Regions from separate parts of the Homo sapiens genome. Here regions 1 and 2 are each linked to region 3. The links are chromatin loops, found by intact Hi-C in ENCODE. Cell type or tissue: mammary epithelial cell. All regions are shown on one strand. Each heading gives the region's core, and the rest is flanking DNA. Links, peaks and the distances in the headings are about the cores only.

Region 1 (8,000 bases), core at 1-8,000, 650 kb after region 3:
GTTTTGATCACTTCTAATACGAGGTTTTAGAAAATTAAAAAAAAAAAGTGTTTTGAAGAAATGTTCTCTAATAATTGAAAGAATATGTTAGTGGTCTCTATTTATACATTTTTAGAACTGTCTTGTCTTTGTATGTTTAGGGATATTAAATATATAGCCGAGAAAGCAGAGTATTAGTATGACCCACTGTTAACCAGCTGGAAACCTGTTTCTAATGAAACCTACCTGGGATTTTACCATCAGCCAATCAGTATATTGTAATTAGATAACTATCATTTTGTGGGAAGAGAGTGATTGATATCTACTATATAAAGTTAAGAAAATTCCTATCATAAGGCATTATCTGAACAAGCAAAATGGTTTTCCATTTCCAAACATGTCTTGAACTTTTAGTAACAGAGCTCAAAATGTATTAGGAGAAGTATCATCTCTAAAGACATGTTTAGTAAACAATCTTTTTAGTAAACAGAGCTCAAGATATACTAGGAGAAAAATCATCTCCAAAGGCCTGTATATTTTCTTTACATTTGACCAATCTACAAGAATTTCATTACTCTTTCTTTCCTGCTTAGCTCTGTAAAATAATGAACATAAAATATAAACATAAATCATCTTTCTTTTTTAGAAGAAAGATAAGGAAAAACAAATTTGACATAAAATAGAGAAAAATGCAATATTGGACATAAACAAATACCTGTTATTAGTGCAGGGACTTAGATAGCTGGAGCTTAGTGAGACCAAAGCAGACAGACCAAATTGCAAAAGGGACTTCAGCAATACTTAAAGGATGGGTAGTTCACTGTCTTGAAAAAGATATATTTTTTTCTTCCAATTTTAGGGTTCTTAATGATTAATCAGGATAATGATTTAATATAAAATGGTCCAACTCTTATAATTCTTTCCTTGGAATTTTACATTAGATTTGGAAAAAAGCATAATAGTAAGGAAATCATTGCTGACATAACCATTCCTAACACTATTCTAATGATTGCTGATGGCAAAATCATAAGAAAGGTAGGGTTTATAGGATAAAATTATTTCTATTTTCATACTTAGTGTCAGAGTTTCATGGTTTAATACTCAAGAAATATGACAGCAAATCTATTTCACCAGTCACTTTTAACTAATATATATGAAATATGTCAGAACCAGTAAAAATAGTTGGCTGTTTCATTACAGGTTGATAACATTTTCTTTTTCACAAGTTAGAGGATATACAGAATATTAATAAAAGGCAACTGTCTAATACATATACTCTATAATTTGAATTCTTCATTGATACATTTTATATGCCATATATAAGCATCTCCCTTTATGATCTTAGGTACCTGAATATTTTCCTGCATATTCTATAAATATTCCTTCAATTAGAATGCGTTTATATTATTTAAAAAAATTTTTTAAACTAAACAGTTATAATGTGTATATTTATGACGTAAAAGTGACATTGTGATTTATGAATACAATAAGGAATGATTAAACTAATTAGCATATCAATCACCTCAGATACTTTTTTATGGTGTGAACATTTGAAATTTATTAGAATTTTTGAAATGTACAGTACACTGTTACTAATTATATTCACCATGTTGTGCAATAGATTTAAAAAGACCCTGTTCCTCTTATCTGAGATTTTTTACCCTTTGACCATCATCTCCCCATTTCTCTCAACCCTCCAGCCTCTGCTTTCTGTTTCTATCAGTTCAAATGTGTTAGATCCCACATGTCAGTGAGAATATGTGATATCCGTCTTTTTGTGCCTGACTTCTTTCATTTAGCATAATATTCTCTTGTTTCATCTAGGTTGTCGCAAATGACAGAATTTCATTATTTTTTAGGGCTGAATAGTATTCCATTGTGTGTATATGTACTGCATTTTCTTTATTCTCTGATCCATTATAAATATAAGGTTGATCCTATAACTTGGCTATTGTGAAAAGTGCTGCAATGAGTAACGGAATGTGCACATCTCTTTGACAAACTGATTTCAAATCTTTTGAGTAAATACATAGAAGTAAAATTGATGGATCTTTCCCATGATGGTTGCACTAATTCACATTCCCACCAACAGTATGCAAGGGTTTCCTTTTCTCCACATCCTGATCTGATGGTTTTATAAGGAGTTTTCACTTTTACTTCTTTCACATTCTGTCTTGCCACCACCATGTAAAAAGTGCTTTTCACTTTCCTCTGTGATTGTGAGGCCTCCCTAACCACAAAGAGCTGTGAGGCCATTAAGCCTATTTTTCTTCACAGTCTCAGGTATATCTTTATCAGCAGCATGAAAATGGGCTCATACAGAGGAATACCATTGAAAGACCTTAATTTTATAGAAGTATAAGAAATTCATGAGCAAAAATGATAAGGATACAAAAAGAGTAATTTCATCTTTAAAAATATATCAATCCATAACATTTTAATCACCAAATGGTGTCAGATAAAAGTGAACCAATCTTTCTGATACCTAATAATCTTTTCACATTGTGTATCTGTTCAATCAGTACCTTGCTGAAAATTTTCTAGTGGTGCTCTCGAGCTATCAGATAAAATACTAACTCCTAACAATGTCATGCAATCCCTTTCTTTTACCTATCTTAAGATTCCTGTATTAGTCTGTTTTCATGCTGCTGATAAAGACATACCCAAGACGGGATAAAAAGAGGTTTAATTGGACTTACATTTCCACATGATTGGGGAGGCCTCTGATTTATGGCGGGAGGTGAAAGAATTATTACATGCTGGCAGCAAGAGAAAAATGAGAAAAATGCAAAAGCAGAAACTCTTGATGAAACCATCAGATCTCGTGAGACTTATTCACTACCACGAGAACAGTATGGGGAACCACCCACATGATTCAATTGTCTCCCACTGGCTCCCTCCCACAATACATGGGAATTATGGGAGAACAATTCAAAATGAGATTTGGGTGGGGACACAGAGCCAAACCATATCATTTCCTTTCTGAATTTATCCCCTCTTCCCTACATCTAACCTGATAACAATACAAACAAGTTGGGTTTCCTTCTGCCTGAGTTTACCTTTTTTCACTCTTCCTCCAATTTTCTGGTTGAATTCTCTCATCCAAATAAATTTCTTATGCTGACCTTTTCATCTCTTTACACACTTTTCCTAGGCTGCCACAGAAATATATATGATCTCTCTCTTTTGGAACCATAGCACATTTTCAGATATTCCTATATAGTATTTGGTATATAATATTACAATTTTTAAAGTATCTTTTTCTCCATTAAGATGATAATATGAGTGTCCTAATGGCAAGGACCATAAATGAATCAATTTTTACCCATACTGTCTCACTATTGTTGAGTACATAAATATTACTTAGCGTAGCTGTGAGATCCTAAGTATATAATGGTGAACAATATAACCATGACCCCTGCCCTGCTAGAGTTCTCAGTGTAACAAAGACTACATAAAATTTAGCAAGTTTTTACAAATAAACAAGGTAATGTGTTACAGAATTATGTGACAGATGAAACTATAATAAATTAGTCTTCAGGAAAGGTAAGCAAAAAAGATTACTTCTATTTGATAACAGGCGTAAGAATGATAACTCTTCTTTTACTTTTGCTACCTTTTTCTTACTTCTCTCTCTTCTCTTTCCATCTACATTCCAGTTTTGGAAAGGTGTACATAGAAAAGGAAAAAGATAGTGAGAGCATCTCAAATCCATTTTGTTCATTTCTTCTAGATTTAGAGGATAGGATGAGGTACAAGATATCAGGACCATGGAAGAATTTAGCCAACTATAAATGACACTGTTCATGTAGAAATGAGAGAAGAGAGGTTAAAAATCATCTGGTATCAAGAGAAGAAAAAAAATGTACTAAAGACATACCTAATAAATAATTATCTAATAATGCAAAGAACTTTTAAAACACAATCATAATAAACAACCCCACTAAAAAATGGTCCAAAGATCTTAACAGACACCTCATCAAAGGAAATACACACATACCAAGAGAGCATATGACAAGATGCTCCATATCATATGTCATAAAAGAAATGCAAATTAAAATAATGCTTTATTTAAAAAGCAATGAATAAAAATTGCAAGAGTAAGTTGTTACCTATCAATAATAACCTTGAATGTAAATTAATTCTTCCATCAAAATACATACAGTGGCTGCATGTATTTTTAAAAAGATCAAATTACATGTTGCATATAAGAGATTCTTTTTAGCTTTAAGAGTATTCATAACTGAAAGTGAAGTGATGGAAAATGTATTCCATGCACATGGTAACCAAAAGTCAGCAGGGATGGCTATACTTAGAGTTCAAGTGAAAAACATTTATAGGAGACAAAGAAGGTCATTATTTAATGATAAAGGAGGAAATAAATCAAGAGGACATAATAATTGTAAATATATATGCACCAAATATTGATTCACCTGAATATATAAAGCAAATATTAATGGACTGAAAAAAGAAATTAAAATAATAGTAAAAGGCACCAATACCCCACTTTTATTAATAGGTAAATCAACCAGACAGCAAATTAACAAGAAAATACTGGGCTTGAACTGCACTTTTGATATTGTTTTGCTCTGTCCCCACCCAAATCTCATGTAGAATTGTAATCCCCACATTTTAAGGAGGGACATGGTGGGAATTAATTGGATCATGGGGGCAGATTTCCCCCATGCTCTTCTTGTGATAGTGAGTGAGTGCTCACGAGATCTGATGGTTAAAAAGTGTGACACTTCTCCCCACAACCTGCACCCACTGCCACCATGTGAAGAAGGTCCTTGCTTCCCCTTAGTCTTCTTCCATGATTGTAAGTTTCCTGAGGCCTCCCAGTCATGCTTCCTGTGAAGCCTTCAGAACTATGAGTCAATTAAAACTCTTTTCTTCATAAATTTCCCAGTCTCAAGTGGTTCTTTATAGCAGTGTGCAAATGGACTATTAAAACTTTATATGGAATGAACCTAACAAACATATATAGAACTTTCCATTCAAGAACAGTAGAATGTGCTTTCTTCTCAACTGTCCATGTAACATTCTCCAAGACAGGGCATAGTTTAGGCCATGAAACAAATCTTAACAAATTCAAAAAGGTTGAAATTATGTATAGTATTGTTTCTGACCACAACAGTATGAAACTGGAAATCAATAACAAGAGAAATCTTGGAAAATTAACAAGTATGTAGAAATTAAACAACATGCTCCTGAACAACTAGTAGGTCAAATAAAAAATCAAAAGGAGTGTTAAAAAATATATTGAAACAAATGACAGTAGAAACATAATATATCAAAACCTACAGAATGCAGCAAAAGCAGTTCTATAAGGGAACTTTATAGCAACAAATGCCTCTACTTAAAAAGAACGAAGATCCCAAATAGCCTGACATTATGCCTCAAGGAGCTAGAAAAGGAAGAACAAACTAAACCCTAAAGTTAGCAGAAGTAAATAATAAAGATCAGAACAGAAATACATCAAACAGAGAATAGAAAAACCATAGGAAAAAAACCCAATAGTCACTTCTTTAAAAAAATAAACAAAATAGACAAACCTTTTACTAGGCTAAGGGCAAAAAGAGAGGCGACTCAAAATCAGAAAGAAAAAGAAGGCATTAAACTGAAAACTCTAAAGCATTACTGAAAGAGATTGAAGACACAATAAGTAGAAAGATATCTATGTTCATAGATTGGAAGAATTAATATTGTTAAAAATTTTCTTCCTGGCCAGGTTCGGTGGCTTATGCCTGTAATCTCAGTACTTTGGGAGGCCGAGCTGGATGGATCACAAGGTCAGGAGTTCGAGACCAGCCTGGCCAACATGGTGAAACCCCATCTCTACTAAAAATACAAAAAATTAGCTGGGCATGGTGGTGTGAGCCTGTAATCCCAGCTACTCAGGAGGGTGAGGCAGGAGAATTGCTTTAACCCAGGAGGCAGAGGTTGCAGTGAGCCAAGATCACACCAATGCACCCCAGCCTGGGTGGCAGAGCAAGACTCCATCTCAAAGAAAAAAGAAAAAAAAAATATTTCTTCCTACCCAAAGCTATCTACAGTTTTAATGTAAACTCTCTTAAACTTTCATTGTAATTTCTCATAAAAAATAGAAAAGCAATCCTATAGATTATGTGAAATTACAAAAAGGCCTAATACTCAAGGCAATAATGAGCAAAATAAAATAAAGCTAGAGGCATCACAATATCTGATTTCAAATTACACTGCAAATCAATAGTAATCAAAATAGCATGGTACTGCCCCCCTCCCAAGAAAAAAATAGACATATTGACCAATGGAACTGTATGGAGGGTGCAGAAATGAACCCACACTGTATGGTCAATTGTCAAAACTATCAAGAACACCCAATGGAAAAAAACAGTTCTTCAATCAACGGCGTTGAGAAAACTGGATATCCACAAGCAGAAGACGTAATTTGGTCTTTTTCTCACAACACATACAAAAATCAACTCAAAATGCATTAAAGAATTAAAAGTAAGGTCAGAAATTGTAGAAGTACTAGAAGAAAACATAGGGCAAAAACTATACAACATTGAGTTGGGCAATATTTTTTTAGATTTGAACCCAAAAGTGCAGGCAACAAAAGCAAAAATAGACAAATGGGATTACATCAAACTAAAAGTTTCTGCAAAGGAAGGAAAAAAAATAATAGTGCGAAGGGACAACCTAGAGATTGTGAGAAAATATTTGCAAGCCACACACTCAATAAGGTGTTAAATCAAAACTATATTAAGAACTCAGACAACTGAATAGCAAGAAAAAATTATTTAAATGAGTAAGGGACCTGAATAGACATTTCTCAAAAGAAAACATACAAATGACTAACAGATATATGAAAAATAATTCACCATTGTTAATCATTGGGGAAATGCAAATTAAAACCACAGTGACATATCACCTCACACTAGTTAGAATAGCTGTAACAAAAAAGACATAATGTATTGGAGTAATGACAAGCTAGAAGAAATGTAATATTATTAGTAGTCTACTTCATAAAAATATTTTCCCAGAACCAAAGCGAGCAACTAGTACCAAACCACTACCTAATGCTAGGTCATATACAGCATGTAATATAATATAATTACAATATCTGAATAACTAATGAATATAAAATAAAAGAAACAAATGTCCTTTCGGAGGTGGCCAGAGAGGATATGTCATATGAAAAAAAAGCAATACCCAGTAAGCCCTTTAGACTTTTAACAAAATGTATGAAGGATTTGGGTTCTATTAAGGAAGAACAAAAAGCATATTTTTATTATTTTTTTCAAAAATTGGTTTCATCAATTTTAGTATACAGCTATATTTAAAGTGTTCTTATAACTCTTGTCCCACAAAATTATCTTGCAAATAGACTTCAAAGCCAGTTGTGGAACTGTGTTTTAATACAAGCAGTGTGCTGTGAATTCTTATGAAGCATATGGAGCAATAGATGAAAAAGGGAACCTACAAAAAATACAAATTGGTAAGCTGTGAGTTCACAATATGTAAGTTCAAAGGCAGAAAGGAGAGTACATAGGGTCAGACAGAAAAATCTAATGAAGGGGCAACATATTTTCCACAGAGAGAACACATGTAATAACAATAGTAATTGTTATCTAAGGTTATCTTACTTTACAATAAGTATTAATAGTAATTATTGTTTCTAAAGCCATACAAATTGAATTTAAAAGAAAAGAATTTATGGGGACATTAATAAGCGAGAGGGAAAAATTCTTCCCCGACAATAAATTTAAACATTAGAAACAAGTTTTATTTAATTTTTTCTGTTCTTTCCTTTAATAGATAGATGGAAGCCTTTACTTTGCTAATGTATAATGTGAATTTGCATGAGATATATTTGATATGTAGTATTAATCAAGATTATTTGTACAAGTAATCCTTTACAAATCAAACAGATGTACATTTACCAAAAACAGAAGTGCATGTGGGAATAGCCAGTTTGGGAAATACTGTTGTAAAGAGTTTTAGAAGGAGATATATTATAAAAAGCAAGAATGATTTTG
Region 2 (11,595 bases), core at 1,773-9,772, 1.2 Mb after region 3:
AAGTAATATTTGTGTGTAATTCAGAAGTTATCTAAAAGTTAATTCAAATTATGGACTTAAAAAAAGGGTTATTTATGAGACAAGGTAGTAACAAACCAGTAAGTATGGGAGAGATGTGTGAAGAAAATTAGTATATGAAGATGTGTTTTGGTAAAGAAAGTTGTAGAAACAATAATATTGTATGATCAAAGATTTTACATGGTAAATTCTTGTTCTAAAGTAAAATGACTGTGTTTTTAATAAGAGGTATGTTTAGGACAAGTCAGAAAGCCTAAGCATGTTGCAGATGGGTTGTGTAAGTCATGAAAAGAATTGTGATGTGTGAACAAAATTAGTATATGATGTATTTTTGATACGGAAAGTTGTAGGACAATAATATTGTATGATGAAAGATCTTATGTGGTAAATTCTTGTTCTAAAGTAAAATGACTGTTTTTTTTAAGAAGAGGGATGTTTAGGACAAGTGAGAAAACCTAGCATGTTGCAGATGGGTTGTGTAAGTCAGGAAAAGGAACTGTATAAGAAAAGTAGAATGAACTAGAATGAAAGTAGAATAAAAGTCATGGGAATGTGGATTTCTTTCCCAAATTTAGAGGATTGAAGGATTGTTTTAAGTGAGACCAGAAAAATCTAAAGGTTTGAACAATTTGTGGAAGGTTTATGAATAACTAATTGTAAAATAGATTCTGTATGTGAACACATGGACTAAAATTAAAGGAGAAGATTGACAATTAGACTTCACCCATATGCCAGCTTGCAAAGTATACAAGCTTACCTTACCAGAAGAGAGAAGGCTAATGGAGTTATAAAGATTCTCTTAAAGAAAATAATCCCCCAGTTTGGGTTAACCCAGAGTGTCCAAAGTGATAATGGCCTATCTTTGCTTTACAAAAGTTTGGAACTCAAAGGCTCTCCACAGCAGCAACTAACCTGCAACCCAAAATCAGGCCAGGAGATAAGGTGCTTTTTTAAATATGGAAGGAGGGATCACCTGCATAACAATTACAACCAAAAAGAAATGGACAATTTTCAGTGCTACTGGCCACGTCTTCTGCTGTCAGAGTACTAGGATTAGATAGTTGGATTTATCTTTCCATAGTCAAAACTGCAATACCTGAAGCCCTAGAACTGGAACCTGAAGCTCCCATCCATCACCCACTACTCCTGTGAACCTGTGGAATACCTGAAGTACCTGTTAAAAGACAGCCAAAAGATAAGTAGATACCTGCCAACTTTCCTTGGTATCTTTGTTGCATAGTTACTGTAGGCTGGATAATAATAGCCAGATTTATATTTTACAATTTAACTGCTTTCTTCCAAATGGACAAATCACTTCCTTTTTAATAATTAAGAAAAATGTTCTAATTCATTGTTATAAGAAACATTCCTGACAGCATAGGTATCCACCTCGCTATGTTCCCATTCTATGGAACAAAATAACAAAGGAGTATTTTTTGTTCCATAATGATCACCCACAGCCTGTGTATACTGGGACCATGCGTACTTGGAATCAGCTTTATTTTACAACAGAGTTTCACTTTATCCTTCTGGCAATTAATGGATTCTGGGTATTTATTAAAAACTTTAAATTTAACACAAAGACTGTTAAATACCACCAGTCCAATGAATACAACCAATAACTATGAAAATATCCAGAGTACATCATTTTAAAAACCTGTACACTTTTCAGGAAAATCAGTACTAGTTAAGGCCACTTTAAATAATATATAGTCTAAGTACCGTCAAGATAAGCCCACTAGCTGTGTTCATATTTTCCTTTGGGAAGACTGTATTAATCCTGAGATATCTAGTTGCCTTTTGGTTGCCCATTACAAAAATACCTCTGGGTGGTTGTCAGTGTACACTAAGCATAACTACCTCCACTGGGAAAATAGAACTGCTGGGGAAGCTCAGGATATTTTCCAAGGTTCTTTCCAGCCTTTAACCAGAGCCACCTTAGCAGGGACCTTAACCACCTGGCAACGTGCAAACAACAAGCTAACCCACACGTTCACCATAGAAAACAATTTTTATCTTGAAAAACAAGAAGCCTTTTTTTTTTTTTCTGTGTGGAACCAGTTCCTACGTATGATTATCAGCCAATTGTACTGGAACCTGTACACTTGTTTGTTTAGCCCCCAAAATTAATATAGCCCTCAACAAACAATCCCTCATTATACCTTTAACTGCAACCAACAGACACAAACAAGCCATCAAACTCATACTCATCAAACAAGCCATCAAACTATACCCCTAGGGATAGAAATAACAGTAAGAGCAGGAATGGGAGTTAGCAGGTTTGCAACAGTTCTATCCTATTACCGACTTTTCTCCAAGGATTTTATGGAAAGCTTGGATAACATTGCCCAAAGTTTCATCACCACACAAAATCAAATAGACTCCTTGGCAGCAGCTACTTTGCAAAATAGAAGGGGACTAGATCTGGCTTATGTCTTTTTCTAGAGCAAGAATGCTGTTTTGATGTCAACCAATCAGGATTAATAAGAGACGCCACCTGAAAACTAGCTGATCGGGACTCTAAGATATGACAACCACCATCTGAGTCATGGGGCTCCTGGTAAAAAATGGTAAGTTTGGGTTCATGGCTCCTTCCTCTGGCCAGCCCACTATTAATATCATACTTGCCTTGGTTTTTGGACCATGTTTGTTAAATCTCTTAAACAAATTCATTTCTTCTCACCTAGATACCATCAAGCTTCAGATGATCATGCGACAAGGCTTCCAGACAGTTTCAGGTGAAGACACCACCCCTGGCCATCAAGAAACTACCATGTATCCACTAGACAGAACAAGGCAAAAGTTATTTGATCCCCAATAGGTAGAGACTGCACCCCAAGTCCGCATGAAGCAGTCACAGAAAAAAGACCATCAGTTTCTCTGCCTCCCATGAGATGTATGGGAATCATGTCTCTCAGGGGGGAAATGAGGCAGGACAATAGGGTCTGGAGGCAGGGAACCTAAGGCTGATTCTTACTGCCTTCTAGAATTGAATCAAAGGAAAACCCCCACCTTTCCATGCCCAAGTAACAAAATAATCAGAGGCTACTGCCTTTGCCATCTTCCCTCTTTCTGCATCACAAATGAAAAATGGAAAGTACCTCTGATTGGTCTCCTCCTGCAACCAATCAGACTGGTCATAGACCTAGTCTTTATTCGCATAGGGATGTAACTTTGTAACTTTATTTCAGTCTCTCATTGGTCACATTTCGCAACAAATCAGACTGGTTGTGGGCCACTCCATTTACATAGGATGTGACCAAGTAAACAATGGGACATATCTAGATGGTATGTAAACCCCAGAAAATTCTGTAACCAGCACTCTTGAGGCACTTGGTCAAGCCCACTCCCACTCTGTAGAGTGTAATTTTGCTTCCATAATTCTGTGCTTTTATTGCTTCATTCTTTTACTTCGTTTGTGTGTTTTGTCTAATTCTTTGTTCAAAACACCAAGAACCTGGATGACACATATTCAAGACCCTCCACCAGTTAAAAAAAAAAAAAAACCTACAGCTATTTTTCATGTAACTAAATACTAGGAAAAGGAAATAGATCTTCCTAGGGCTATTGGATGCAGAGTTTGTGCTGACAGTAAACTGATACCAGGGAATTCAAAAGCCATAAACCCTCCTCATCCTTTTACTTTCTGGTTAGATTGATAATTCAAATCCTAGCCCAACTCCATCTCACAATGTTTCCAATAGGTCTGTGGGCCCAGTCTGTTTCTTTGGTCTTTGAGTGCTTAATCAAGAAGGATATGTTCAAGAGCTCACAGTACCCCGACATCGGTTTCTTAAACTGCGGATTTAAGAGTAACTACAGCAGAAAAATGCTCAATATAAGTCCATGATACCTCTAACTCCGAGTCAAAACAGTGTACCAGAAACAGCATTCAGTATAGTGCAAACTTCATAGGATGTAAATGTGTGTGTTCCCATCATATCTGCATTTAATTCAGTACTTTACACCCTGCAAAAACATATAGATCAAAATAGATGACAGTGGTCTATCCTAACCTTAACTGTGTGATAACTTCAACTATGGCTGCCCTAATGAATATGGTATATTTACTAAAACAGATCACGCAACTACTCGGCATGTGGTCATTGATGTATTCTTACTAATCTCAATCCAGCAGGAGAATCAAATTCAGCTTGCATTCGTTTAGAACAGACTGCAGTACACATTAACTTCACCCATTCATGAATTCACACTTCAACAGCTATATTATTTATCCTACTCTGTGTTACAATAAAGTGTAAAGGAGGCTAGATCTGGTGCATAATGTAGAGATGATCGTGCTGGTCTTCTATACTGATGATACCTAAATCCATTGTTAAGTTTTGAGTGGGGCTGAGAGCAAGAGAAGAGCCTGTATCAGTTTCAAACTATGGCACTAAGTGGTGCTGTCACTTGAGCCATCTAATTTTGCAAATGCCACAAAGCTATATATATCTATGGAAGATAAGGGTGTTATGTAGAATCTCTGTCCATCTCAGTAGAGAATTCTGAGATTATCAGGCAGTGTCATATTGGGTGCAACACAGAGTTATTAAGCAGTTGAAATAAGGGGCTATGTTTCTACTCTGACATGTTAGTAGTTTGGAAGTCAACACTCCTATCCTTAAAATAACAAAAAAAAAAAACTGAACTGTTCAAGCTGAAAAACAAGTGTTCTTGCATGTATTGAGATTAGAGGGCAAGCAGATGCCCAAAACTGAATATAGAAGCAGACAGAGAACACAACTTACCTGGAGCAAAAGCCCAGGAGCAGAAGCCATTGCTGGGGCCAACATCAGTAGAAACACTTAAACTATAATTGAAGACTTATAGGAGGCTCACTGTGGGCCATCTTCAGATAGTCAGACTCTGAGGAGTCCAGCCACAAATGAGTTTTATTTTCGAGAAGTCCACCATGCTCTCATATAAAACTGGAGAAATTTTTTTTTCTTGCTTTGGGAGGAGAAAAATAATGCTCTGACATATGCCCAGATAATTCCATTCTCCTTAATAAAGGCTTTCCCTCAAAAGAAACTATTTTACTAAACTCACCAACCTTGGCTTTTACTCGTATAACCAAAGGTGGGGGGGAAAAAAATACATAACTCCAGCGCCCTCTAGCTTTAGACATGGGGGAAGAGAATTAATAATAACAGTTTAACACTGGTTCATTCCTCTGTATCACTGAGTAGTGTTTCATTTTATGAATTATAACAGCTTAACAATTTACCAGTTGAAGGGGATCTGGATTGTCTGCAGTTTCTGGTAATTATGAATAAGATACTGTAGATATCTGTGTACCATTTGGAGGATGAATATAAGTTTTTATTTTTTATGGAGTGATATCTAGATGTAGGATCACTGAATTATGAATTACATTGTAGGCATATATTTAACTTTATAAGAAACTAACAAATTATTTTTTAGCTGATTAAATGATGACTATACTATACTATAATGTACTATACTCTACTATGGCCCAGTAAGCAATATAAGAGATTTCTATTTGCTCTGAGTTCTTGACAGAAACAACCAAAATTGTGTACATATATGTATAGTAAGTTATATATAATAGTTATATATAGTAATTATATATTTTTATATCATGTATATGTAGTAATAACTTTGTGGTGGTATCTTATTGTGGTTTAAAATTTGCATTTTTTGTGGTCATTTGACACCCATATGTCTTATTTGGTAGAGTGTTTGTTCTTATTTTTTGCCCATTTTTCAGTTGATTATTTGTTTTTATTTTTGAGTTTTGGGAGAGTTTTATATTTTCTTGATATAAACCTCTTTATTAGAAATGTGATTTTCATATATGTTTTCCCCATGTGTAGCTGATCTTTTTGACTATGAAGTTATTTTGTAGAGGAAAGCTTTAATTTTGATAAAGTCCAATTTATCTTTTCTTTCATTAATTATGCCTTTGCTGTTGTATCTTTAAAAATCACTCTCAAGGCCACAGTCACACAGAATTCTTCCTTACTGGTGTCCAGTTCCATCTAACCCATGTGAGTCCATGTTCGTGTCTTTTATTTCCTTCAAGCACTGTCTCTCCTTAGATTTTGAGACAGTTTACTGCTCTGCTAACTAAGCATGCTCTGAAGCATTAACAAAATTCATCACTTTAACCACTGTTCTATTATTTTTTGATGGGAGGGGAAGACTGCTCACAATACTGATTCCAGCTCTCTAATCACAATGAAAGATAGGAATCTATATACAGATTCTTTTTCTTTTTTTAAAATTTGTTATTTCCATAGGTGTTTGGAGAACAAGTGGTATTTGATTACATGAGTAAGTACTTTAGTGGTGATTTCTAAGATTTTGGTGCACCCATCCCCTGAGCAATGTAAACTGAACCCAATTTGTAGTCTTTTATCCCTCACCCCCTACCCACCCTTTGCCCTGAGTCCCCCAAGCCCATTGTTTCATTCTTATGCCTTTGCGTCCTCATAGCTTAACTCCTACTTATGAGTTAGAACATATGATGTTTGGTTTTCCATTCCTGCGTTATTTCACTTAGAATAATAGTCTCCAATTCCAACCAGGTTGCTGTAAATGCCGTTAATTCATTCCTTATTATGGTTGCGTAGCATTCCATCGTGTGTGTGCGTGTGTGTGTGTGTGTGTGTATAACAATTCCTGCTTGGGGAGAAGGAAAAAATATATATATAATCACAATTTGTTAATCCACTTGCTGACTGATGCGTAGTTGGGCTGGTTCCATGTTTTTGCAATTGAGCATTGTGCTGCTACAAACAGGCATGTGTGTGCCCAGCCTCATCTGATCTCAGAAGTATATACACATTTTAATTAGTTTATTTATCAAATTTGAGACATTGTTATATAGCCTATCAACCATATATGACTGGTTTCAGTGAACTTTACCTATTATATTAGAAAACTCTTTCACCCTTTGTTTTCTTTTAAATGTAATGTATTTCATGAGTTTCACTTACATAGCATCTATGGTTTACAAAATAGTAAAGCTATTTTTACAATATTCCCAAATGAGAGGAGCATTCTCATTTTTTACATGAAGAAATTTGAAGCTCAAAGAAGACATTTTTTGACAAAGTTGATCAAGAATATGCGCATTGAAGTTTGTAAATCTAAATTCTTCTGCTTCCAAAAATACATGTTTTGTTCTTTACTTATTTTATGCTTTATGTAACTGTACATCGCAAATATAATAAAGATAAACATTGAAAGTATAACAGTATTTTTAAAAAATTGATTAATATGAAATTAACTATCAGACTTTATATCTGACTTATGAGTTATTTGGGCACATATGATTCTTTATGAGTGGTAAATGCTCTAATCTGGATATTTGAACAACATGTGGTGTGTCATGAATATTGATCTCAAATGTGTTTATTCTATCAATATAAACTATTTTATCAGTAGTAAATGAGGAGTTATATAGATAATAAATATTTAGGCAACAATAAAGTAACTTTTTAGACTCTTGCCTTTTTACTTGCAAAAATAAAAATTGAAGTAAGCTCTAATAAAGTTCTTATTGTTGAATGGATTTATTACTGAAAATAAAAAATATATTTTTCAGGAATTTTATTCTGGGCCAGATGCAGTGGAGCACACCTGTAATTCCAACACTTTGAGAGGCTATGGCAGGCAGAGGGCTTGAGCTCAGGTGTTCAAGACCAGCCTAGGCAACATGGTGAACCCTCTCTCTACAAAACTTAGCTGAGTGTGGTGGCTTATGCCTGTAGTACCAGCTACCAGAGGCTGAGGTGGGAGGATTGCTTGAGCCTAGAAGGTTGAGGCCGCAGTGAGCTGAGATAGTGCTGCTGTACTCCAGAGTAGGTGACAGAATGAGGCCTCGTCATTCTCAAAAAACAAGCAAACAAAAAATACTTTGAATGCTTTACCAAATTAAAAATGTACATGACTAGTAATCCTTTTTCATATATATGTATAATCCACAACATTATGCTCCCTAAATGTGCATAATTTTTATTAAAAATTAAAACTGAGACAAGAAAATATACTACTGTGTTAGATATTAAGCCAAGATCTTAAAAAAGCACTGAACAGCTCAAATTTCACTGACTAGCATTTTAGATAGTTACTTTAAGTCATAGCAGGATATTTTACATAAAATTATTTTATCTTGTCTTAAGAATTAACCAACACCTGAGCATTTTATCCTTACTCTGACTCAATGTGATTTTAATGGACTCAGGTCATAGTTGGAAAATTCCATCAAAATTAAGATGAATCATTTAGCTTTGTCATTCCTTGTGGATACTTACTCAAGAAGGATATCAAAAGAGGTTACACAGAATATTTCAAACCTAAAATTCTCAGAAAAACTATAAATATATAGCATATTTTATAAATTCTTACAGTTTATTATATTCTCTATTTTAATACATCATAATCAACAACTAAACACTATGTCCATGTTTTAACCAAATGTTTAATTGCTCTTAATGTTAAGAGAATTTTTTTGGACTACCTGGCTTTATCTACTCCTTAATGTATGAAATTTTATGCAACTAAGACCTGTGCCTGAAATTTTTTGACCTCTTGAGAGCTCAAGGCAGAAGTTGGGATGGGTTATTATGCATATCTACTGTGTAGCTAAGCCAGGGTGTCTAACAGGCTACACTATGTGAAAACCATCAGTAAACAAACTGATCCTAGCAGTATCCAGGGGAGTTTTAGACTTTAAAGTGCAGGTTATAAATCCCTGAGCCCTTATCTTGGCTGAGAGTCAAAGCCAAAATCCAGGATTACCAGAGATAAGGATAGAGTTTTCCCAGATTAGTTGGAATTCAATTCTATCCTACACAAATAGCAATATGCCCCCTTTCTCTAGGACTTCCATGCAAAACTATTTCAACAGATGTCAACTGAATCTCAAGTCAGTATTAATCCAACATTAAGCATCCAAGAGAGACCTTGAGAGTCTTAGCCCTGCCTTAAGTCTTATATTAGGAATAAACGGAAGTAATATCAGCAGATCACAGAAATTTGAATCCTCTGAACACTTATTCTGTTTTGCATTTTCATCAGTTTACTGCCATACCCCACCTCCCCATATACACCTTTTACGTGTAACAAAAATTTCAGAATTTTAAAATTTTCATTAGTTTAGCTATTTTTATTAAATTTAGCCAATGTTGATCATTCAGTGGAAAAAAATTAGAATATTTGCTTTCTTCGAAATGTCTCTGAAATTATGTGCATTCATTGAGATATTATTTATTTTCTTTTGTAGTAGGTAAAGCAAAAAGGAAGCAGGTGAGAAAATTAACCACAAATAATTTTAAGGAGTTAGTAAGTAAGTAGAATGAGGTACTTAGATGAAATAGCAGTGTGTGAGGTAATAGCACATTTGGGAAGTTGAAACGCAAGAATGTACACTTGGCCCTTGAACACACGCAGGTTAGGAGCTCTGATTACCAACCTCAGTTGAATGTTTGTGTATAAATTTAATTTTTTTAATTTTTAATTTTTGTAGGTGTATATACTTATGGAGTTAATGAGATATTTTGATATAGGCATACAATGTGTAATAATCACATCAGTGTAAATGGGGTATCCATCACCTAAAGCATTCAGTTCCTTGTGTTACAAGCATTTCAATTAAACTCCCTCAGTTATTCTAAAATGGAAATTATTGCTGACTGTAGTCACCCTGTTGTTATCAAGTACTAAATCTAACTCATTGTATCAAACTATATTTATGTACCTACCCATCAATTACTCCTATTTCCGCCCCACCCCCCACCCACTACCCTTCCCAGCCTCTGGTAACCATTATTCTATTTTCTATCCCCATGAGTTCCATTATTTTAATTTTTAGTTTCTGCAAATGAGTGAGAACATGAAAAGTCTGTCGTTCTGTGCCTGGCTTATTTATTTAACATACTGTCTTCCATTTTACCCATGTTGTTACAAATGACAGAATTTCTTTCTTTTTATAGCTAAATAGTACACCTCTGTGTATATGTAGCACATTTTCTTTATTCATTCATCAGTTGATGAACATTTAGATTGATTTCAAATTTTGACTACTTTAAATAGTGTTGCAATCTTCATGGGAGTACCAATACATCTTCAATATGCTGAATTCCTTTCTTTGGGGTATATATACCTAGCCGCGGGATTGCTGGATCATATGGCAATTCTATTTTTTGATTTTTGAGGGACCTCCATTATGTTCTCCACAGTGGCTGTACTAATTTACATTCCCACCAACAGAGTATGAGGATTCCTCTTTCTTCACATTCATGCCAGTGTGTGTTATTGCCTATCTTTTGGATAAAGGCCATTTTTACTGGAGTGAAAAACAACTAATTGTCGTTTGAATTTTCATTTTTCCGATGATCAGTGATGTTGTGCAACTTTTCATATACCTGTTTCTCATTTGTATGTCTTCTTTTGAGAAATATCTATTCAGGTCTTTTGCCCACTTTTGAACTGGATTATTAGATTGTTCACAATAGAATTTTTTGTGCTCCTTATATTTTGTCATTATTAATTCTTCATCAGATGGACAGGTAACAAATATTTTCTCCCATTCTGTGGGTCATCTCTACACTTTGTTAATTAATTCCTTTGCTGTGCAGAAGCTTTTTAACTCGATGTGATCCCATTTGTTCATTTTTGCTTTGATTGCCTGTGCTTTTGGGGGTATTACTCAAGAAATCTTTGCTCAGTCCACTGTCCTGAAGAGATTTCCCAATGTTTTCTCATAGTATTTCATAGTTTGGGGGCTTAGATTTAAGTCTTTGAGTCATTTTTATTTGATTTTTTTGTATATGTTGAGAGATAGGGGTTTCATTCTTCTGCATATGGTATTCAGTTTTGCCAGCACTCTATAATGAAAAGACTATCATATCCCCAGTGTATGTTATAGGAACTATTGTCAAAAATGGGTTTACTATAGATGTATGGATTTATATCTGGGATTTTAATTCTGTTCTATTGGTCTATGTGTCTGTTTTTATACCAGTACTATGCTGTTTTAGAGACTATAGCTCTGTAGTACAATATTAAGTCAGGTAATGTGATTCCTCCCATTGTTTTATTTTTGCTCAGGGTGGCTTTAGATGTTCTGGGTCTTTTGTAGTTCCATATAAATTTAAAATTATTCATCTTTTTTCTGCAAAGAATGCCACTGGCATTTTGATAGTGATTGTACTGAATCTGTAGATAGCTTTGGGAATATGAACATTTTAACAATGTTGATTCTTTCATTCCAGGAACATGGAATATCTCTTTATTTTTGTGTGTATTCTCTTCAATTTACTGCATAAATGTTTTACAGTTTTTACTGTAAAGATATTTTACTTCTTTGTTTAAGTTTACTCCTAGGAATTTTGTTTGTAGCTATTGTAAATTGAGTTAGTGTCTTGTTTTTTTTATGTTTGCTGTTGACATATACAGTTACAATTTATTTTCATATGTTGCTATCGTATCCCATAAATTTATTGAATAATTCTTATCAGTTCTAATAGCTTTTAATGAAGTTCTAAGAATACTTGTTTTATATATCTGAGTGCTCCAGTGTTCGGTGCAAACATATTTACAATT
Region 3 (11,595 bases), core at 3,099-11,098:
ACTGAATCAATCACAATTTGCTGAGACTAGATCTTAAGTGTTCTCGTTACTAGAGAAGGAAGGAAGGAAGGAAGGAAGGAAGGAAAGAAAGAAAGAAAGAAAGAAAGAAAGAAAGAAAGAAAGAAAGAAAGAGAAACAGAAAGAAAGAAAGAAAAAACCTAACTGTGTAAGGGATGAGTATCTTAATTAGCTGACTGTAGTAAAATTTTCACTATGTATATGTATATCAAAACATCATGTTGTACAGCTTAAATAAATAGAAATGAAAATGAATATAAATCTTGGTTTGACATTCTGAACCAGTTTACAAAGTTGGTTTGAATCCTTTGACATATCCAGTGAATTCTATACTGTTATTGGAACAATGCATGAACACAACACTCTTAGAAATCATCTCCAGTGTCTATTTTGCCCGTCTCCACTGGACAGTTACATAGTCAATTTTAGTAACTAATAAGCATAGGTTGTCTCATGGAAGGAATGACTAAAAAGACATTATCTTTGTGGATGAAGGGTTGTTACCAGAAGTGATTTTGTCTTCAGTTCTCGCTTACTGCAAAAAATGCTGTTGGCATGTGGTATCATTTAGGATCTGTTGAAAACACTGTTAGGGGATCGGTTCAAGTTTTGGGAGTTTGCTTGAACTCTGATAAAAGCTGAAAGCAAGATCTCTCCACTTACTTTTAAGCTGGCTTTCTCTAAGAGAAAGCTTCTTCTGATTTCTGGCTCCAAAGCCTTTTCTCAGGGGATTACTGAGGGGGGAAAATCTACTCAATCTGAGCTGCTCCATATTCTCTAGCCCTTCATATTCCAGTATAATTCATAGAGATTTATCTCTTGCATCTTAGAAACAACATCTGAAATCCTTTCTGATTTGAAACAGAGAGCTGTTATAGATATGACTTTTTTCCCACTTACCTTCTCTGATGTACCAGCAAGAGCAATAAACTACAGAGTTGAATACTAGCTCTATCTTCACTAGCTGTGCATCCATGGGCAAATTACATGAACTCTTTCTGTTTTAGTTTACTCATCTTTAAAATGAGAATTTTGCATTTGATAAGACCATTCAAATAATTAAATGTAGTATTTTATGCAAAAGTATGCCTGCCTAGAATGTAGCAGATTTTAGACAAATAATAATTTGTTTCTCCGTGAATCCTTGCATTAAGCGCCCAGAAAAAAAGTGGAGAGCATAGGTGGGTAGAGAATAGTCCTGAGGATATATATTTGGGAGTTTCCTTATTATTTGACAAATTAGATCCTGTGCTTTGAGAAAATGTATGCTTCTGCCCCTGTATGCCTTCCCATTTCTCTCCACTTTTCCATACTCCTAATGATAACTGCTTCTTTACTTCTTCTTTGGAGGTAGGGTGGGGAGTCTAGCACAAAATATTTTCTGGTACAACATACCTCTCTAAGGGATGCCACTTGTGTATGTTCTGCTGATACATTCCTGATTTTCTATTAGTACTTTCTAAAGAAGTGAAAGCAAGAATATCATAATCTTGCTAACAGAAGTTACCTTGTGGTTTTAGAAATGTCATAGAAGGTGTATTGTCTCAATTTTTTTTTCTCATTGTTGTGTCTTCATTTCCCTGGAACATAGTTGGTACTCAATAAATACTTGCTAAAAGAATAAGTTATGACCGGGCATGGTGGCTCATGCCTGTAATCCTAGCACTTTGGGAGGCCGAGGTGGGTGTATTGCCTGAGCTCAGGAGTTCAAGACCAGCCTGGGGAACAGGGTGAAACCCTGTCTCTGCTAAAAATACAAAAAATTAGCCTGGCATGGCAGTGGGTGCCTGTAATCCCAGCTATGTGGGAGGCTCAGGCAGGAGAATCTCTTGAACCCAGGAGGCGGTGGTTGCAGTGAGCTTGAGATCGTGCCATTGCACTCCAGCCTGGGCAAGAGAACGAGACTGTGTCTCAAAAAAAAAAAAAAAAAAGTAAGTTATTAAAAACTGGAATTACTTTTACATCGATCTTATAATTAGCTACTTCAATTGTTTTGAAGTAGGACTTGGAGATTTAGGAATTGGTAAGGGAAGAGGTAACAGTAGTGGAGTAGATGGGGGGAGATAATGCCAAGTATTGTAACCTAAAGAGCCTAAGATTTATACTGGTAGAAAGGAAGAATGAGAGTTCTTGAAATGTTCAAAGATTCCTAAGTCATCAAGGTAGAATGGCCCTGACTGTTGGACAAGTATCCAACTACATTTTATTATCCTTTCACACTCCTGATAAAATGCTCCTGATAAAAATGCCACATTTTCTCCATTCTCCTTAAACATCTATTACTTTCTCCCTACTCAAGACTCTTAGCTTGCTTTTTACTTTTACGTCATGAAGAAAACACAAAGAACAACAACAGGACCTCGTATCCTCTTTCTGTTCCTATTCTTCTTCTCCTTCCCTTCCCTTACTGAAAAATTCAGTACTAAATTATTTAAGTGAGACCAAGCAAAACAGTCATCTGCGTGAGAGTTAGGATAGTGGAAGGCAGAGAGTGGTAAGGAAGGTATCTATGGAGCAAAGTAGCCCAGCATAGGGCTTTGGAGCGCATGTAGGAAAAATAGACCCTCAACACCACACTTAAAAACTATTTGACATCTGCATTATATACTGTGCCTCCCTTCCTATTACTAGGGTTTATTGGTCCTTCTCCTATTCCAAAGTAAACCCCTCTTCTTGTACTAGGTCCCATCCTTTCTTGACTAATCAAGGACATCCGTTCATTTCTTCTTCAGCATGTTTATGTCCAATTATGGCTAAAATGACCTGAGGGAATGGGAATAAGTGGGAAGCAAGATACCGGGTCTCTAGTCCTAGAACTATTTTTAACTCACTCTGTGACTCTTTAAGTTCTCATTGTCTAGATTTTCTCATCTCTAAAATCACATTGTTGGAATAGATTGGTGGTTCTCAGCTTAGGGTGAAGAAGCTCCTCACCAGCCCATGATGGCCTTCAAGGCATCTGTGCATCTCCTATTATTGCATGTAAAATTTTGAAGTCATTGCACATGTGTTCATTTTGTTTTCAGATGAGAGAAAGGTCTGTGAAAACTGAACTAGAGTAGATTTCCTTGAAATGTCTTTAAGTCTTGACTTCATATAAGTCTAAGTTTTGAAAGAGACTACAAGAGACGGCCTGATGCTGTTCTGCACAGTTAGAAGGCAGTCTCAGTTCTGCCACATCCTGAGTATGTCACTCCTTTTCTCTCACTTTGGTTTTTACCATCTATAAAATGAAGGTGTTTAATGAGATGATCCAAAATAATACTTTTCAATTTTACATTCAGTTCAACAAAATCAAGCCAAAACAAACAAACATCCTGGTAGTTAGCTTGAATTCAGACTGGTCTTTGCTGTGTCTTCAGAAATTGAAATATTGAGCTGCTAATGTTCTAAGAGCACTTTGAGAGGGAAGAAAGAGAGGGCGGGAGCCGGGCAAGAGAGAGTAAGTAGGGATGTTGTTCCTGCATAAGACTGTAGCTGAAGGACTTAGCAACCTTCTAAATTTTAGAAGATTAAACCTTAAGAGTGATTGGAAATAAAAGAAAAAAAAGCTTCATGGTTGCCCGAGAAGATACTTGAGATCTCATTCCTTAAATGTTTAACTTCCTAAATCCTAAAATAAATCATGAAAAATATTTCTTTATAGCATTGAATTATTTTTGAAGGGTTAAATAGATTGTGTGGTGTCTAATGCTCCCTTGTTAGTCTGTTTTTCTCATTGGAATCTAGATAATATTTTGCTATTGAGAAAATTAATTTGTCACAGCATGCATAATTTTGATTTGTTCTACACTCCAGCTCTCTCCTATTTTCTCCTATGCTGTTGTTGGGACTTGTTATTTCTGTCTTTACAAGTGTGTCCTGTTTGCTTCAAAAAAATAGATTCGTGACAAGGCTCTCAAATCATACACAGCACTAACAGGAAGTTGTTAGTAAGCCTCTCCTTTCCCAAGTACAATGTGGGTCTGGGGGCAACAGTGTGGAAAGCGGAAGGTCTATCCCAGTACCATTCTTTATCCAGCACCTACTGCATGCCAGACTCTATGCTAAACACTTAATGTCAAATTAGACACACTCTGTTCTACACTCTCAGAGTTGTCACAAGAGCTGGGTGCCTTCACTCAGGGATTTCCACTGGAATCTGCTCGTGCTGGTGTTTTGCTCCTTTCTGCCTGGAAGTGGGTGGATGTAATCATGACAAGGAGAGAGTCTTTAGCCAGTAGACAAGTTATCTTCCTTACTCCCATGGAGGAATGGGACAGAATGGGGCATTTTTTCGGAGCCTGGCCCAAACTCGGCTGTGCCTCGAGGGCCCATTAGGCTGCAGGTCACAGCAGCTGGAGCCCAGGCGCCCAGAACCGGTCACGCGTCTGTGCTGCCCGCTCCAGGATGCACAATAGAGTCATTGACTATTTATTTACTGGGTAGAACAAGGCTGCTGTTGACTTAATTAAGGGAGCCGCCCAGCCACCCCTGGGATCTTCAAATGACTAATGGACTCTCCATTGCCACTAACTCATCTCTCCTTAACATAAGTCCCCAGTCCCCCTCCCCCCAACCCTGCCCCACCCAGGAATGCTCAGTAAGCATGTTGTGGGGAACGGGGCGCAGAGAGTCCTGGATGGTGACCAAGAGGGAAAGACTGGCGGTTTTGGCAGGACTGAATTTCTGTGTTTCAGAGCTATTCTGAGCCAGGCGCTAGCCTCAGGGTGTGGAACATGGCCCTGCTGCGCCAGGGTCCGGCGAGGGCTTAACTTTACTAGGGCTGCAGTGAAGGAGGAAGCAAAAGGGCAAGTTCTGGTCTCCAGCTCAGACAACGGGTCCCTGGGGACTCAGAGCCTCTCTAATTCCCGGACCTCGGAATTAGATAGATAGTGGAGAACCACCAGGGACTGGAACTGCTAGGGGACTGCAGAGCCGTGGAATCCCCCCTGGCCCCTTCTTTATGCAGCCCGTTTGAAATGGTCTCTTGAGCCCAGTGCGCCTGGCCTGTTCCCGCTTAGCCTCACTTAAATCTCCTCGCGAATCTGAGCTGGCCAACTTCCTCTGGGGGAAACTGCTAAACTCAGCTCCAGTTAATATTGTAGGGCTGAGGATAAAATAGCAACGGTTTTGAATAGATGTTGACTTTTCCGACCCAGAGGAGCGGAACTCAGGGATTGTTTGCAAAAGCTAATCGTTTCCACAGTGAAGCAGGGAGAGCCTGGTGCGCTCACCGCCGCCAGCCCCTCCCTGGAAGCCAAGCTGCGGGAAGACTCTGGGACTCAGTTGCCCCTCCCCATCTCTGGCCTTTAAAAGAGTCCTCCCGAGAACTTGGACCAGTGGCCGCCAAACCAGGGCTGCTTCCCAGACTCCTGTCTCCAATCTTGGAGTCTGCGACCTCAGGTTCGGCGCCCACTAGATCTCGAATCCAACTTCTTTCTGAAATGTGTTTAGGTTGAGAGTTCCGGGGCCTGGGCGGGAGTTTGGTGGGGAGAGGGGAGTCTGCTATTTAAGGCGCCATACATACACAGAGACAGCCCGCCCGACCTCCTAACACTCAGGAAAAGTCAATTTCCAAGCATCTGTTCTCAATAATGGTGGCAGGGAGCAGGGCACTGTGACTCCCAGCATCTGAGGGAATACCCGCAGCAGCGCTACCAGAGCGCATTTGCTCTATGCGCTGGAGGTCGGGGTGGGAGGGTGCGCAGATCAAGATCTTTTTTTGCGAACCTCAGGGAAATGACCGTAGTTGGACTAAGAGGTCCACTTTGGAGACTACCAGCAGCCCTCCAAGCCCTGGCAGTGGAGAAGTTTCGTTGCTATGGTTTCGGAGAGGCATAAAAGCCATCACCCAGAAGCAAATGTGTTTGGGCTCCTTATATGTGTTGTCACCACCCAAGGCTAGGCAAATTCCTCGGCGCTTTGCATGCATCACTCACTCCCTGACAGAGCATCTTGGCCTTAGTCTCCCCATCCCAGGAGGCGGGTGTGCGCTAAGGGAGCGAAGTCCAGCCGGAGGCTTCGTAACATCCAAGTCTAGGGACACCAGGAATTCTCTCGCTCTAGCTCCTGTGGTCCAGGGGTGGGAGATGCCCCCGAGTGGCCGCGGCGGCCAGGAGCGTGCAGGGGCCACGGGGAAAGGAGCGCGGCGCCTTTAAAGCAAGAGGCGAGGAACCCCCGCCAGGAGGCGTGTCTGTCTCTGCCGCCGCCGCCGCCGCTGCTGCTCCTCGGTCACCGTCTTCGCCGCTGCCGTCACTCGCGCTCGGCGCCGGCGGCTGCGCTGGTCGGTCTGGTAGCTGGGGACTTTTCCGCCCGACCTCCTCCGGCTGCTCCTCCCCGAGGACCACCCCACCCCCTCCCCGCCCACCTCACCCCTAGCTCCAGGTAAGGACTCCCCGGCTGTGGGCTGCACTCCGGGCTCCTTCACGAGGTGTTTGTTTTCAAGAGGACGGGAGGGACTGCGGGTGGGCGAGGGGCATTTTCCACCTGGAGAGAAGGAAGAAGGCGAACAGTAGCGCTGCGGACGTCCGTGCGCTCGGGGCGCCCGCTGGACGGATTCACTGCGAGTCTTTGTCGGGCTTATCTCAGCCAATTCCCGTCAAGCATGCAAGTGGCTCTGTTGGCTGCAGTCGCCTATGTTCTCCACATAAAATGATTTAAGAAGTGGACGTGTCAGGAAGTGGCCTCAGCTACGGGGACTCACGCGAGGCGAAGAGAATGAGACAGATGGCAAGAAGCTGTGTGGCTGCCGGCGGGTCTGACGAACTCCCCATCCCTCCTTCTGCCCACCCATCCTTCCATTAACCCTACTCCTTAGTTCTGCGCTGAGGAAGTATATTTATTTTAACCGGCACCCGTATTAAGAGCTTCTGAAAAAACTTGGAGGGCGTCCCATTAGGGTAAGGAGTGGGCAGTGTTACCAGGGTGGATCATAAACCTCAAGAACTTTTAACGAACCACATCCTCTGATATTTTTACCTTTAAGGAGATAGAGTTTCTTTACCAAACAACACGACCGAGCTGAGGCTCCTTAGAGAATAATTTCCAATTTAGGCAATGGGGAATATTAGAAAACTTACTATTAGTAGCCTTTTGGTAATGCACAGATTATCTTCTATCGTTTATTCATCTCCATACTGTAAGTATTCTGTCATCAGAAATTATCTTATGGATTGATGATTATTTTCATTTCACGAGAGATGATTGGTTCATTTGAGTCTTAATTAGTCAGTTTAGTTACTGAAATAAATGCAATTGTATTTCAATCTTGATTTGTCTTAGTTCATTACTTTCTAACTTTATAGAGTCTATTCCTGTAACCACCAAGGCAGCCTATCAACTTCCAGTGGCCTTAAAAACTTTTGAGTCAAACAAACAACAAAAAATTGAAATGCACAAGAGCAAGGTGATAGAGAATTGAGCAATGTTTGGAAGTCTTATCTGTTTGTTTTCTCCTATTTAAACCCATTGAAAATCACACAGGCTGAAATTTAAAAAAAAAAGTTCTGGGATATGTAAATTTATTCCACTTCAATTTGTTAATTAAGATACACTTATTTTAGTGTCTAAAAATTAATCAAAACTCTAAATGTCATTAATCATCAATGCAGCAGAATGTTGCTGGAACAGCTGATAATGTGTTCAGAATCATAAGGGATACCACAGCATGCATAGTTAAGAAGAGTGAGTTGCAAGTATGCAACAGTGTGATTTCAACTGAAACCTGACTCAGTCCTGACTTTATTCTCTGAGATCTTTAATGCCATGTATAAACAGGCTGTTTGTTTTAGCTAAATTGCTATGCAACAGGCCACTTGCATGGAATAATAGGTTAGGTGTTACTATAAGATGAGGTTTTTCAAATGTCACATAACAGCAGGACTTCCGTGACAAGTCAAGTGGAATCCTTAGTAAGAATTCCATGTGAAAAATTTAAATATAGCTATGGCATGTAAGAACCTTTGAAACATCTTTGAAATTCAGGTTGTTCTGGGGTATGTATTTGCTGTTTCCAGCAAAAGGTATAGGCATTGTCTTTTTAAATGTTGTGCTATAAAGATTATTACACATTTTCTCATACCCCAGCAGGTGGCAGCTAACTAGAATAAGATTCATTTTCACTGGCAGAATAGGAAACTAAAATTGTTTCTCAAGTAATAGTGCCCAAGAATAAGAGGTCATTAGTATCTGCAAATATAAAAATATAGTGAAAGATGAAGCTAGTGGGTTTTTTTGTTATTGTTGGAAGAAGCTTTGCATTAACATGATATGCATTTTCTTCTTTGTCAATTTATCATAGGTTTGATATTTGTGTCAGCCTTCTATGATTTTTTTGAGGTATACTTCTAAATACAGCTTCTCTCTGGGTGTGCGTGTATGTGTGTTTTTGCAGTTTGTTATCTCTGCTTTGACCTTGGAATCTACAGAGCTTTGGCTCATAGAAATAAAGAGTGCCATATGGTTAAAATGAGGAAAAAAATGAGACCATAGAATAAAATATATAAATCTTACTAAGTATATATAATTGCCTGATATCCAATAGCAGTAGTTTTCTCTTTCCTTTAAGGAAGAAGCAAATTACAGAACTGACACAATTTTTAAAAGGGTTAAATCTAGTCAGTGAAATACTGTGTAAGGAATTTATTAATCCTTCATATAACCTCAGAACTATGATGTGTGGTATCAGTATTGGGGAGAAACTTGTAATAACTTCAAAATTGCCACATGTTAAGGCATCAACTATGCCACCAAATCATTTTATTGTAGTATAGGGATGTAAATTTAGCATTCCCCCCCCCCCCAGGAAGTGAGTGAGTTTAATGTGAAAGAACAAGAATTAATCTCATTACCCTAGTAACAGATGGAAATCTGGAGGTGGAGAATTGAAAGTGATAACTAATTGTACATTTAAAAAATGTCTTTAGCCACTGAATATTGACAGCATGTTATTTGGCATTCTGAATTGTGGTCTTTCTAGCAATTTTTTTTTGTACTGACAATCAAGTAGTTTAGTGTTCATGAGGAATCTCACAATTAATATAAGTAGTTTTTTTAACAGTATGCCCTATTACAAAAAAAGATAACTACATCTTGGGCTTATCAAGCAATTGCACTGAAAAATACACACAACACAGTTGATAAAATAGTCCTCTTGATAATGTGAACAATGCAATAATTCCAATTCCTTTACTCTGTGTAGTAGAAATTTACACATTGTCACTCAAATATCATGTTAGTTATTTATTGTGCTACTTTCAATGTACTACTCCAGAATAATGAATGCCAGGAGCGCTGTCCGTGGTCCTGAAGAAAGGTCGTCTCCAGTCTTTTAGAAGTTCAACTGGACAGGTGGAATTGCTGTCTGTTGTGCTAAAGCCTTTCAACTGAGTTGATGGATGTAAATGAATCTAATTTACCATATGTGCAAAATTGGTTCTTTGGGGATCAATTAATATTAAAAAAGTACAATCTTTTAACTGTTTAATTTATTGTGTAATAACTTCATGAATATAGAGGCTTGATCTTTCACTTTTCCAACTAGACATCCAAATAACCCCCCAAAATAAATAGTTTAGAATACTAGTTTCAAGTGCAAAAGTTGCAACCATAATGTAAAATGTCATTATATTAATGGAATACATGAACAAAGAGATGTGGTACATTTTGTTTTCTCAGGTTCCAATAAATGCCAGCTACACTGTGAAATTTCAGTATTTTGATTAGTCACAATAAAACATGCTATTTTCAGGTAGTAGATATCAGTTATATTGGCAGATAAAAATGTGAAGGATTATTTTTTTCCCCTGGCAGTCATTATTATCTCTGCTAGGATCAAAAAGAAAATGAACAAACAGAATGGAATAAATGAGACAGCAAATAGAAGACAGAACGTGTTGGGCTGTGTATGTGTTTTATAAGAGATATTTTAAACATGGACTGAAGGAGTCGCTAGATACCCTTGGTTTTAGCACTAGGTGTTCCTTTTAAGGTGCTCGAACAGTCGAATTATTTGATTGAATTGCCTGCTATACTGCAGAACTAGCCATTCATGATACTTATTTTTGACACTGCAGTTATTGCCTCCATCTTAAAAAAAATCAATGCCACTTAATGCCTTTGCAAAATGTAGATTTCTCTTTAAATTAGCACTTTATAATATCTTAAGAAAATTTAAATTAAAAAATCGCTGTAAGGAAATGAAAACATTACAGTGTTTTCTTGCTGTTTGGAGGAAAAAATAGCAAGTCGAATATTCATATCACTCATATCACTCCTTATTTAAAAATTAGCCTTCAGATAGGATATTTTTTTGTGAGATTTAACCTATGCCCTGTTAGTTGGTTATGAAAAATAGATTAATGATAAGATATAGGTCCAACAGTTTGCCTTTTGTGATGTTTAATCTTTTAAAAATGTTGACAATATATATTTATTATACAAGTTAGTTTTACTTAGTGTAAAATATTAAAATTGTATATTTTTAATAAATAGACAGAATATTACTTATTTTAATAATAAAAATGTATTTTTATGTTGAAAGAAATTCTATTTCTGTACTTTATTTCTTGAATAAACTCCTAACGAAAGCCAAGAGAGTCACTACCTAGTGACTCTAAATATTCCTACCAGAAAACTAGCAAATGATAAGACAGTTTTAGAGGAATCTGTAACACTCAATGTCGCTCATGCTATGATCTCATATTCTGCCTCTTTAGGAAAAAGAATGTTCAAAAAACCAAAATACGAAGAAATTTGGGCATAAATTATTGAAGGCTTTAGAGTTTGCTGCACCCATTCAAACATCATTGTTTTTATATATGCACAATTATTTTCTTTGAGCTTAAAAAATGGGTGGAAAATTTAACTTCTCCATTTTAATTTGAGATTTCTCCCATAAAAGTTCACTGAAGAAATTTCTCCTACTTCTGGGTAGCAATCAAGGAATACCCCAGTCAAGTTTTTAAAGAGTGGGTTTACCTCTCCAATTGCATTCCAATCTATATTCATTCCTGGTCAAAATAAAAGTATAAATAAGACTCTTTCAATCTAACCACAAGTTAGATTTGCAGTAAATTCCTCCGTCTTAGATCACTTTCTTTTTTACAGTTCCCAGACAAACTGACTTTGATTTAGCTAGTAATTTAATGAAATTCATCAGTTGATTGTAAGAAGTCCGCTTACATACACCAGTCATTCTCTCAGCAAATACTCATGGAAAATAAAAGCAATGTTCTCCCCATAAATAAATCCTACTTCTTTCTTGCAACTCAAGGCGGGCTGTCAGATCGGTTGCATAATAGATATTGGGGAGCTCACTGGCCGGGAGCCTTAAGAGGAGAGCAGCTATCTCAGTCTTTCTCACTTAATCTTGGCTTCACGTCAGAAGCTGTGCAGCAGTGCAGTAGAATAGGGCCTGGCAAAACCTTTGCTAGCAAAGCGCCTTTTGTGCCGGGCTGTGGCTCGCTATCGACATCTCGTCCGTTACCAAGGCTGGGTTTCCTACTGATTTCCCTCCTCCTCTGCTTTCACAGGCTCGCGCGGCCGGACATTGTGGGTGTGCGTGCTGGATTTCTCCCGGATGCTCTCCGACTAACA

What was found. Hi-C counts contacts between places; a loop is a spot of excess contacts. Peaks named below come from ENCODE experiments on the same cell type or tissue, not always from the same donor. Only the 100,000 strongest peaks of a DNase experiment are listed, where the experiment ranks them.
Region 1: it touches region 3 in a loop (2.7-fold over the local background); 2 of 110 quality-filtered maps call a loop at or near these places.
Region 2: a loop joins it to region 3, with 7 times the contacts of the local background. A loop is called at or near these places in 5 of 110 quality-filtered maps.

What each region holds. Positions count from the first base shown.
Region 1 is chr6:102,041,764-102,049,763 of GRCh38, forward strand. All of the region lies in intron 15 of GRIK2 (glutamate ionotropic receptor kainate type subunit 2), which reads left to right. Among named protein-coding and RNA genes, the nearest start is that of GRIK2, 650 kb to the left of the region's middle. In mammary epithelial cell, for the core only: no CTCF peak of the experiment used is centred there; no DNase peak of the experiment used is centred there.
Region 2 is chr6:102,614,654-102,626,248 of GRCh38, forward strand. No RefSeq gene overlaps it. Among named protein-coding and RNA genes, the nearest start is that of GRIK2, 1.2 Mb to the left of the region's middle. In mammary epithelial cell, for the core only: a CTCF peak has its summit at 5,139; no DNase peak of the experiment used is centred there; H3K27me3 peaks cover 143 bases.
Region 3 is chr6:101,387,454-101,399,048 of GRCh38, forward strand. GRIK2 (glutamate ionotropic receptor kainate type subunit 2) reads left to right here and starts at 6,255. Exons shown (of 17, transcript NM_021956.5): 1 at 6,255-6,384; 2 at 11,532-11,595. RefSeq lists an enhancer at 11,033-11,595. In mammary epithelial cell, for the core only: CTCF peaks have their summits at 6,168, 8,090 (motif pointing right) and 9,959; no DNase peak of the experiment used is centred there; H3K4me3 peaks cover 1,252 bases; H3K27me3 peaks cover 1,000 bases.